Linked DNA regions of Homo sapiens: region 1 is linked to region 2. Evidence: read pairs that join two places in POLR2A ChIA-PET (ENCODE). Cell type or tissue: Panc1. All regions are shown on one strand.

Region 1 (4,000 bases), 78 kb after region 2:
TGATCTGCCCACCTCGGCCTCCCAAAGTGCTGGGATTACAGGCGTGACCCACGACGCCCAGCTTAAAATAATATCTTTAAAGTTCAAAAAAAAATTAAGCCTCAGAGAGTCTGACTGAGTCAGTGAGCCGGCACGGGCAGGTTCATGAGAGGCTTTGCTTGCTAGAAAACTGTTTGGATTTGATGGAAAATGATGAGGGCCCACGCTAAAGCAGAGGAGGAAAGCTCCGGAACTCTCAGGAGGGATTCCGAGCATGGAGCGGAAGAGCGTCGGCCACCTGAAAAGCCAGCCGGTAGAGTGATCTCAGCTCACTGCAACCTCCGCTTCCTGGGGTCAAGCGATTCTCCTGCCTCAGCCTCCCGAGTAGCTGGGATTACAGGCGCGCACCACAATGCCTGGCTAATTTTTGTATTTTTAGTAGAGACGGAGTTTCGACACATTGGCCAAGTTGGTCTCGAACTCCTGACCTCAAGTGATCCACCCACCTCGGCCTCCCAAAGTGTCGGGATTATAGGTGTGAGCCGCTGCACCCGGTTGAAAAGCCAGCTTTGCTTGTGAGGAATGGAGTGGTCCAGGACAGACTCAACACTTAGTGCTCAGCGGTGAGCGGGAATCACGGGGCAGCTGACAGAGCCAGCCCTGCTGTGCCAGGCACTGTTTTCAGCTTGTCAATCCTCATAACATCCCACAAGGGAGGTGCTATTTCTATCTCCATCTTACAGCTGAGGAAACTGAGGCATAGAGAGGGTAAGTAACTTACCCAGGATCACACAGTTGGACATGAGGATATGAATCCACGTTCTTCTTTCCATCACATATTGCCTTGGTAGAGAGCTGTGATCTCTTCAGGGAGCTTGTGTCTGGTGCAAGAATACAGACAGTGACCAAATTCAAAGAAAATTCAGTTACAGGTGGGACACGGTGGCTCACGCCTGTAATCCCAGCACTTTGGGAGGCCTAGGTGGGTGGGTCACTTGAGCCCAGGAGTTCCAGACCAGCCTGGGCAATATGCGAAACCCCATCTCTACCAAAAAAAATACAAAACTTTGCCAGGGGTGGTGGTGCATGCCTGTATTCCCAGCTACTCAGGAGGTGGAAGGATCACTTGAGCACAGGAGGTCAAGGCTGCAGTGAGCCATAATCGTACCACTGCTCTCCATCCTGGGAAACAGAGCAAGACTCTGTCTCAAACAATAGCAACAACAACAAAAAAAAACAGAAAATTCAGTTAGATGGCTGTTTCTAAAGGGGGCCCTTTAGCTGGGCATGGTAGTGCGTGCCTGTGGTCCCAGCTACTTGGGAGGCTGGGGTGGGAAGATTGCTTGAGCCCAGGAGTTCAAGGCTGCAGTGAGTCGAGATTGCACCACTGCACTCCAGCCTGGGTGACAGAGTGAGACCCTGTCTCTGCAAAATAAAATGTACAAAAAATTAAAAGGGATCCCAGGTCTGAGGGGTCAGGAGTGGCCTCTGAGGAGGGGCTGTGGAAGCTGAGAGCTAGATGATGAGTAAGTGTGGGTGTGGAGTCAGAAGAAAGAGCGCTCCCGGCCAAGGGAACTGCCATTGCAGAATCTCTGCAACACACCTGAGCTTGGTGCTTGAGAAATTGCTAGTCCAGCGTGGGCTGCCTGCATGAGCCAGGGCAGAGTGGAGAGAGAGAAGGTCTGGGAGGTAGCAGGGACCAGATTGTGCAGGGTCTCAAGGCCACACAGAGGAATTTAACACTATTCTAAGGGCGATTCTTGTAGCAGGGGAGGGACTTGGCCAAATTTGCTTCACTTGGCAAGAAACCAGGGCTCGTTCTCTGCTCTGAGCTCAGGCTGGCATTCGGGGTCTGTGACGTCTTAGGACTTGAACACCAGAGCTGAGCAGGGCACGTGGGTGCCCTCCAGGCTGCAGGTTTGGTTGTTTGGAATGTTTCCTCCCCTGGAAATATCTAATGCTGTGCCCTGAGCTCTCTGGAATCCTCCCCTTGCCAGGTCTCAGGGCCCTTGTCCGGTCAGAGGAAAGAAAAGAGTCTCCAGAAAGGGGCCCAGGTCTTCCAGACAAATGTCCCTGAGACCCTGCTAGAGGGGGCAGCCATCAGCCCAGCGCCTGCTTGCGGAGGGCCCCTCACATCTGGAGATGGTTTCAGGCATGTGCGGAAGTGAAAGTGTGAAATGGGGCTGGAGCCCTGCGGGCTGCGGACCTCGGAAGTGCACAGAGGCCACAGCAGGTGTCCCCTTGGCCGGGCCAGCTTCCTGCTGACCATGCCAGGCCGGCCCTCCTCCTGGCTCACGTGCCCAGGGGCACAGAGCAGCCTCACTAATTTGTTGTAAACCACTGTTTGTTTTCTGCCGCCAAAACATCTTGTTCACGAGGTGTCATTTTGATTAATTTTTCTGATGGAGAAGAACACGGTGCTTCCCAGGGAAGCTCTTTGGCTGACAGCAAAGCTGACTGGGCCAACTCCTGACTCCTGCACAGAGCGATGCTGCCCTGGGGGAGGGAAGCTTGGCTGGGACTCGGGGCTGCCTGGCCCACCTGTTCACCCCTACCCCCACCAGGGCAGCAGAGGCCTGGGGAGACCGTGCTTGCTGAGACCTTCCCAGAAAGAAAGATGGGCAGAGGGGCTGGAGGGGAGCCAGGGTGGCTTTGGAGCAAAGCAGAGCCAGGACAGGCAGGGTGTGAGATGTCACCTGGTCCCACAGTTGCAGCGCTCCCAGGGTGATCTGGTAACAGCAATGAGTGAGTGAGTCTTCTGGGCATGAGACAGGAGGGAGTGGTGGGGACTGTGGCGAATTGCAGACCCCATGCCTCGTGTACAGGAGTGGAACCTTTGCCTGGCGCCAGCCTCGCATAAATGGCGGCCAGTGGTCACCAGGTTTTCCTATATGGGGGAGAAAGCTGGACATTTGGAGGGTTTTTTGTTGTTGTTGTTTTTTGTTTTATGAATCTTCCCATGTCAAAAAGTCAGTATTTTTCTAACTGTTGAATACTGTGTGGAAAAACATGTTGTGGCTGGAGCAGTGGCTCACACCTGTAATCCCAGCACTTTGGAAGGCCAAGGCAGGAGGATCACTTGAGCCCAGGAGTTCGAGACCAGCCTGGGCAACACAGTGAGACCCTGTCTCTATTCTAAAAAATTAAAAATAATAAAACTGTGTTGTACCATGGGCTGCAGCCAGCATAGCCCCAGCTCTGGACTTTAGGCTGATGACCTGTACCTCTTCGTCCCCTCCACTGTGGAGGATTTGAGACCAGGGAGAAGTAGAGCGGCATCTTCTCCACTTTTATGCACCAGCCCTGGTTGGAACTCTTCAACTCTAAACAGCAACATGACTAACAGCCAATAGTTATATTGAGCCCCTACTGTATACGAAGGGCTTTCTGTGCCTCATCTCAATTTCCTGTAACAACACCAGAGGCAGATGCTATTATTCTAGTTTACAAAGAAAGGACCTGAGGCTCAGAGGGGGCTCTTCACTTGCTCAGAGTCACACAGTGTAACTGGCAGAGCTGGGATTTGATCCAGCTTTGACCTTGGTCAGCTGGTCAGGTGTGTCTCTACCTCCCTCTGTGAGCTTCCCAAGGGCAGGGACTGAAACTTCAACTGCCAAGGCTGCAAACTCGAGATCTTTGGGCTAGTTCTGCCTCAACCACACTTGCTCTTCGGCCAGCGTGGTATATGGATATATTTAACTTGAGTTAGTTGCCAAAAAGCAAATTTCATGTGAGATTTTTGAGGATGAGAGGGGAGGAAGTTCCTTCTGACAGCAAGTAGTTTTTATTTGGGGGGGTTGCTCTTTGTTGAGGCCTATCTGGAAGCACCCCAACTTTGCCCTTGTGGCTTCTCATGAAGAAGCAGAGGTTTGAGTGGGCCCCTGAGCGGCGTCCCTGCCCAGCCAGCATCTGGCCTACCGTGCTCACTCTTGGTGCCTGCTGGTGTGTTTGAGTCTCCCCCCCGGTAGAGCACATAGTAGGTGTTCAATAAATAGTCATCAGCAGATGTTCTGAAGGCTTC
Region 2 (4,000 bases):
CTGGGTTTGAATCTACATCCTCCCTGTGTGGAGCTGAGCCTGACCAGTGCGTGTGTTCACCAAGCTCAGGCGTCTTTGTTTGTGTGTTTTTGGATGGAAAGGGGAAGCAGCCCTTCACCCGCTCTCTCCTCCCTTGCAGCCGTGCCACAGGGCCAGGGTTGCAATGAAGGCAGGTCTCAGGCAGGTCTCGGCTCTGCTCTGGCAAACGGGCCCCAGAGGTCTGAGGAATCCAGCCAGCTCCTCCAAGCTCATGTCCTTGGTCTCAGACCTACAGGCTTTGTGCACATCCTAGGCTGGTGACAGCATGTGTGTGTGTCACGGCTGGAGTGGCAGAGGCCCTGTGGGAGCCGCAGACCCAGGGCCGCTCCATAGGTGTCAGGCTGTGTGGTCTGCCAGAGTCCCACACCTGTTCGTGTGAGGGGAAGGTGCCCGAGCAATACTGTAGCCAACCAAATACCATAGTGTCTTCAATACTACTCATTTCGCCCATGGAAAATTATGCCTAAGCCACCATACGGGTTAATGAACGCTCCAGCCCAGGTCCGAAGAGATGCCTTTAGCACAGGGACGTGTGGCAGTGTCTGGAGATGTGCCAGGCTGTCACAGGCTGTGCTCCTGGTGTGGGGACACTGCTGAACCCACAGGACAGCCTCCACAGCAAAGCGTTACATGCTGAGGTCCAGGGACCCTCCCATAACCAATTCCAGAGTGAGGGCTTCTGATTGGAGAGCCCCACTCTGCGTGTCCCTTAGTCACTCCTGGGACCTAGGTCAGGCGTACACACACCTGCACCACACTGCCTATATACAAGCACTTTACCTGTATTGTATTTATTTATTTTTGGCTCACTGTGTTGCCCAAGCTGGCCTCAAACTTCCTGGGCTCAAGTGCTCCTCCTGCCTCAGCCTCCCAGGTATCTGGGACTATAAGCGAGTGCCACTGCACCTGGATTTTTATGCAGGTATTTTAGGTGAGTCATTGGAGGTACAATGCTACCAACTTGCCACTTCAGGTGGCTCCATCCTGAAGAGCCTCAGCCTCCTGGTCTGTACAATGGTAACAGTGCCCTGCCCCCGGGGAGCTGTGGGGGTGAGTGAGAGGCTGTGTGTCCAGCCCAGTGTCCGGGGTCACTCAGAAAGAGTGGTGTCTGCTCAGCGGGGGCAGAGCACAGGCTTGAGGCCAGACTTCCTGGGTACCAGCAATTCAATGAGTGAATTCTTTGAGCAATGCCTGGCACTGCACAAGTCCTGTGGCCGTGTTGGGTACCACTGACATTATTGCTGTTTTCAGGTTTGTTTGTTTGTTTGTTTGTTTGTTTTTTGAGTCAGAGCCTCGCTCTGTCACCCAGGATGGAGTGCAGTGGCGCCATCTTGGCTCACCGCAACCTCCGCCTCCTGGGTTCAAACAATTCTCCTGCCTCAGCTTCCCGAGTAGCTGGGATTACAGGCATGCACCACGACACCTGGCTAATTTCTGTGTTTTTAGTAGAGATGGGGTTTCACCATACTGACCAGGCTGGTCTTGAACTCCTGACCTCAAGTTATCCACCCACCTCGGCCTCCCAAAGTGCTGGGATTACAGGCATGAGCCACCGCACCCGGCCTGTTTCTAGTTTTTGACAGTTGAACAAAGGTGCTTGGCCTGGAACAGTGACCACCAGGTCACCTCACTCCCTCAGTGTCAGGGGTCTCTCTCCAGGCTCCAATTGCTCTCATCTCATCTCAGTCCCTCCTACCTGTCCTCATCCTTATCACTGCTCCTACAGCTGGAGACCAGGGTGGGGCACGTTTGAGATGGGATTCCCATTCAGCCTGTGCTTCTTGGAGACCCAGCTTCCCTCGCTCCCTCGTGCTACCCCATCACCCTCCACTCCCCCATGCTCTCTTCCCTAGACTGGGCAGGCCCCAGCTGCCTTCCCACCTGGTGCCCCGATACACAGCCACCCCCACAGTGGCCTCAAGAGGCTTCTTTCCTGGCCGGGTGTGGTGGCTTACACCTGTAATCCTAGCACTTTAGGAGGCCAAGGTGGGCGGATCACCTGAGGTCAGGAGTTTGAGACCAGCCTGACCAACATGGAGAAACCCTGTCTCTACTAAAAATACAAAATTAGCCAGGCATGGTGGCTCATGCCTGTAATCCCAGCTACTCAGGAGGCTAAGGCAAGAGAATCGCTTGAACCTGTGAGGTGGAGGTTGCAGTGAGCCAAGATTGTGCCATTGCACTCCAGCCTGGGCAACAAGAGCAAAACTCTGTCTCAAAAAAAAAAAAAAGAGGCTTCTTTCCCAAAGAGAGACTTTGTCTTCAAGGTGACCCCTGGCTGACCCCTGGCATGGTTGGTGGGAGTGGTGATGGGGCAGCGATGGGGCCATTTGAATTAAAATGCCCTCTGCATAATTCACAGAAATTCATGAGTCATCTTTATCTGGGAAAACCCCAATGGAGTGAGCTGGGACCCAGGGCTGCAGACTGATAGACAGAGGGAAGCGGCCTCCCTGGATCCCGGTCCTCACTCCCGTGCCTGCTGTTGACTATTCTGCGGTCAGGAGGCGTCCCTTTGCCTGCAGTCCTGGGACAGTGGAGCGCAGGGGACACTGGGGCTTCCCAAGGAAGTGCTTGTTCTTCTCTTAAATCAGAAATCAGGGCACTCATTATGTGTCTATCCATCAGGCCGCTGTCCTCTGCAGAGACACCTTGGGTGTCCCCTCCTGGCTCCAGGTGGTTCTGGAGGATGGCAGAGCCAGGACCATGGGCTGCCCTGAAGGTGGTTCCAACCTGCTCTATTTAAACCAAGGGTCCTTTAAATTTGTCTCTTTTCATTTAAATATGCTCTTTAAAAACCAGCAGGCTGGGCATGGTGGCTCACACCATGTGGATGGCTTGAGGCCAGGAGTTTGAGACCAGCCTGGGCCACATAGCAAGACCCATCTCTATAAAAAAAAATTTTTTTTTTTGAGATGAAGTCTTGCTTTGTCGGCCAGTCTGGAGTGCAATGGTGTGATCTTAGATCCCTGCAACCTCCACCTCCTGGGTTCAAGCTGGGATTATAGGCGTGCACCACCACACCCGGCTAATTTTTGTATTTTTAATAGAGACGGGGTTTCACCATGTTGGCCAGGCTGGTCTCGAACTCCTGACCTCAGGTGTTCCACCTGCCTCAGCCTCCCAAAGTGCTGGGATTACAGATGCGAGCCCGTAATTACAGGCATGTGCCCAGCCCTAAACAATTTTTTTTTAAAAGACAGAAAAACTCCCTGCCCCCTGGAGTTAAGATTCTTGAGAAGGATACTTGATTAACTGATGAATAAGACAGTCAGAACAGTGATGAGCTCTTTGAAGGATATGGGTGAGGGGCAAGGCCACGTTAGCCAAGGGGGTCAGGGAGGACCTCTGTGAGGAAGTGGCCTTGGTTGTGAGGCCTGCAGGCTGGGAGAGAGTGATACAGAAGACCTGGGGGAAGGGAGGGGCTACACGGCAATCACTGGTTGTACTGAGAAGTCATTTTGCACATGTGGAAATATATTTCTGAAGTAAATTCCTAGAAGAGGGATTACTGAGTCAAAAAGCATATGACTTTCTAATTCTGATAGATACTGCCAACTTGTCCTCTTTGGGGTGAACCACCAAAGACACTCCCATCTACCAAAGACAAGAGTGCCTGTTTCCCCACAGCTTTGCCAATCCTGTGGATTGGCACTAATCTGATGGTTGAAGAATGTATCTTATGCCCGTCTGGGGTGGCTCATGCCTGTAATCCCAGCACTTTAGGAGGCCAAGGCAGGCAGATTGCTTCAGGTCACAAGCTCGAGACCAGCCTGGCCAACATGGTGAAACCTCATCTGTACTAAAAACACAAAAATTAGCCAGGCATGGTGGTACACAACTGTAGTCTCAGCTACTCGGGAGGCTGAGGCAGGAGGATCACTTGACCTAGGAGGCAGAGGCTGCACTGAGCTGAGATTGTGCCACTGCACTCCAGCCTGGGCAGCAGAACAAGACTTCA

Evidence for each region. Peaks named below come from ENCODE experiments on the same cell type or tissue, not always from the same donor. Only the 100,000 strongest peaks of a DNase experiment are listed, where the experiment ranks them.
Region 1: POLR2A ChIA-PET joins it to region 2 with 9 read pairs; 3 of 35 experiments call an interaction of 5 or more read pairs at or near these places.

Annotation. Positions count from the first base shown.
Region 1 is chr20:50,846,851-50,850,850 of GRCh38, forward strand. All of the region lies in intron 4 of BCAS4 (breast carcinoma amplified sequence 4), which reads left to right. Among named protein-coding and RNA genes, the nearest start is that of BCAS4, 54 kb to the left of the region's middle. RefSeq lists enhancers at 1,596-2,204, 2,205-2,812. In Panc1, no CTCF peak of the experiment used is centred here; no DNase peak of the experiment used is centred here; H3K4me3 peaks cover 613 bases.
Region 2 is chr20:50,769,207-50,773,206 of GRCh38, forward strand. No RefSeq gene overlaps it. Among named protein-coding and RNA genes, the nearest start is that of BCAS4, 24 kb to the right of the region's middle. In Panc1, no CTCF peak of the experiment used is centred here; no DNase peak of the experiment used is centred here; H3K27ac peaks cover 1,966 bases.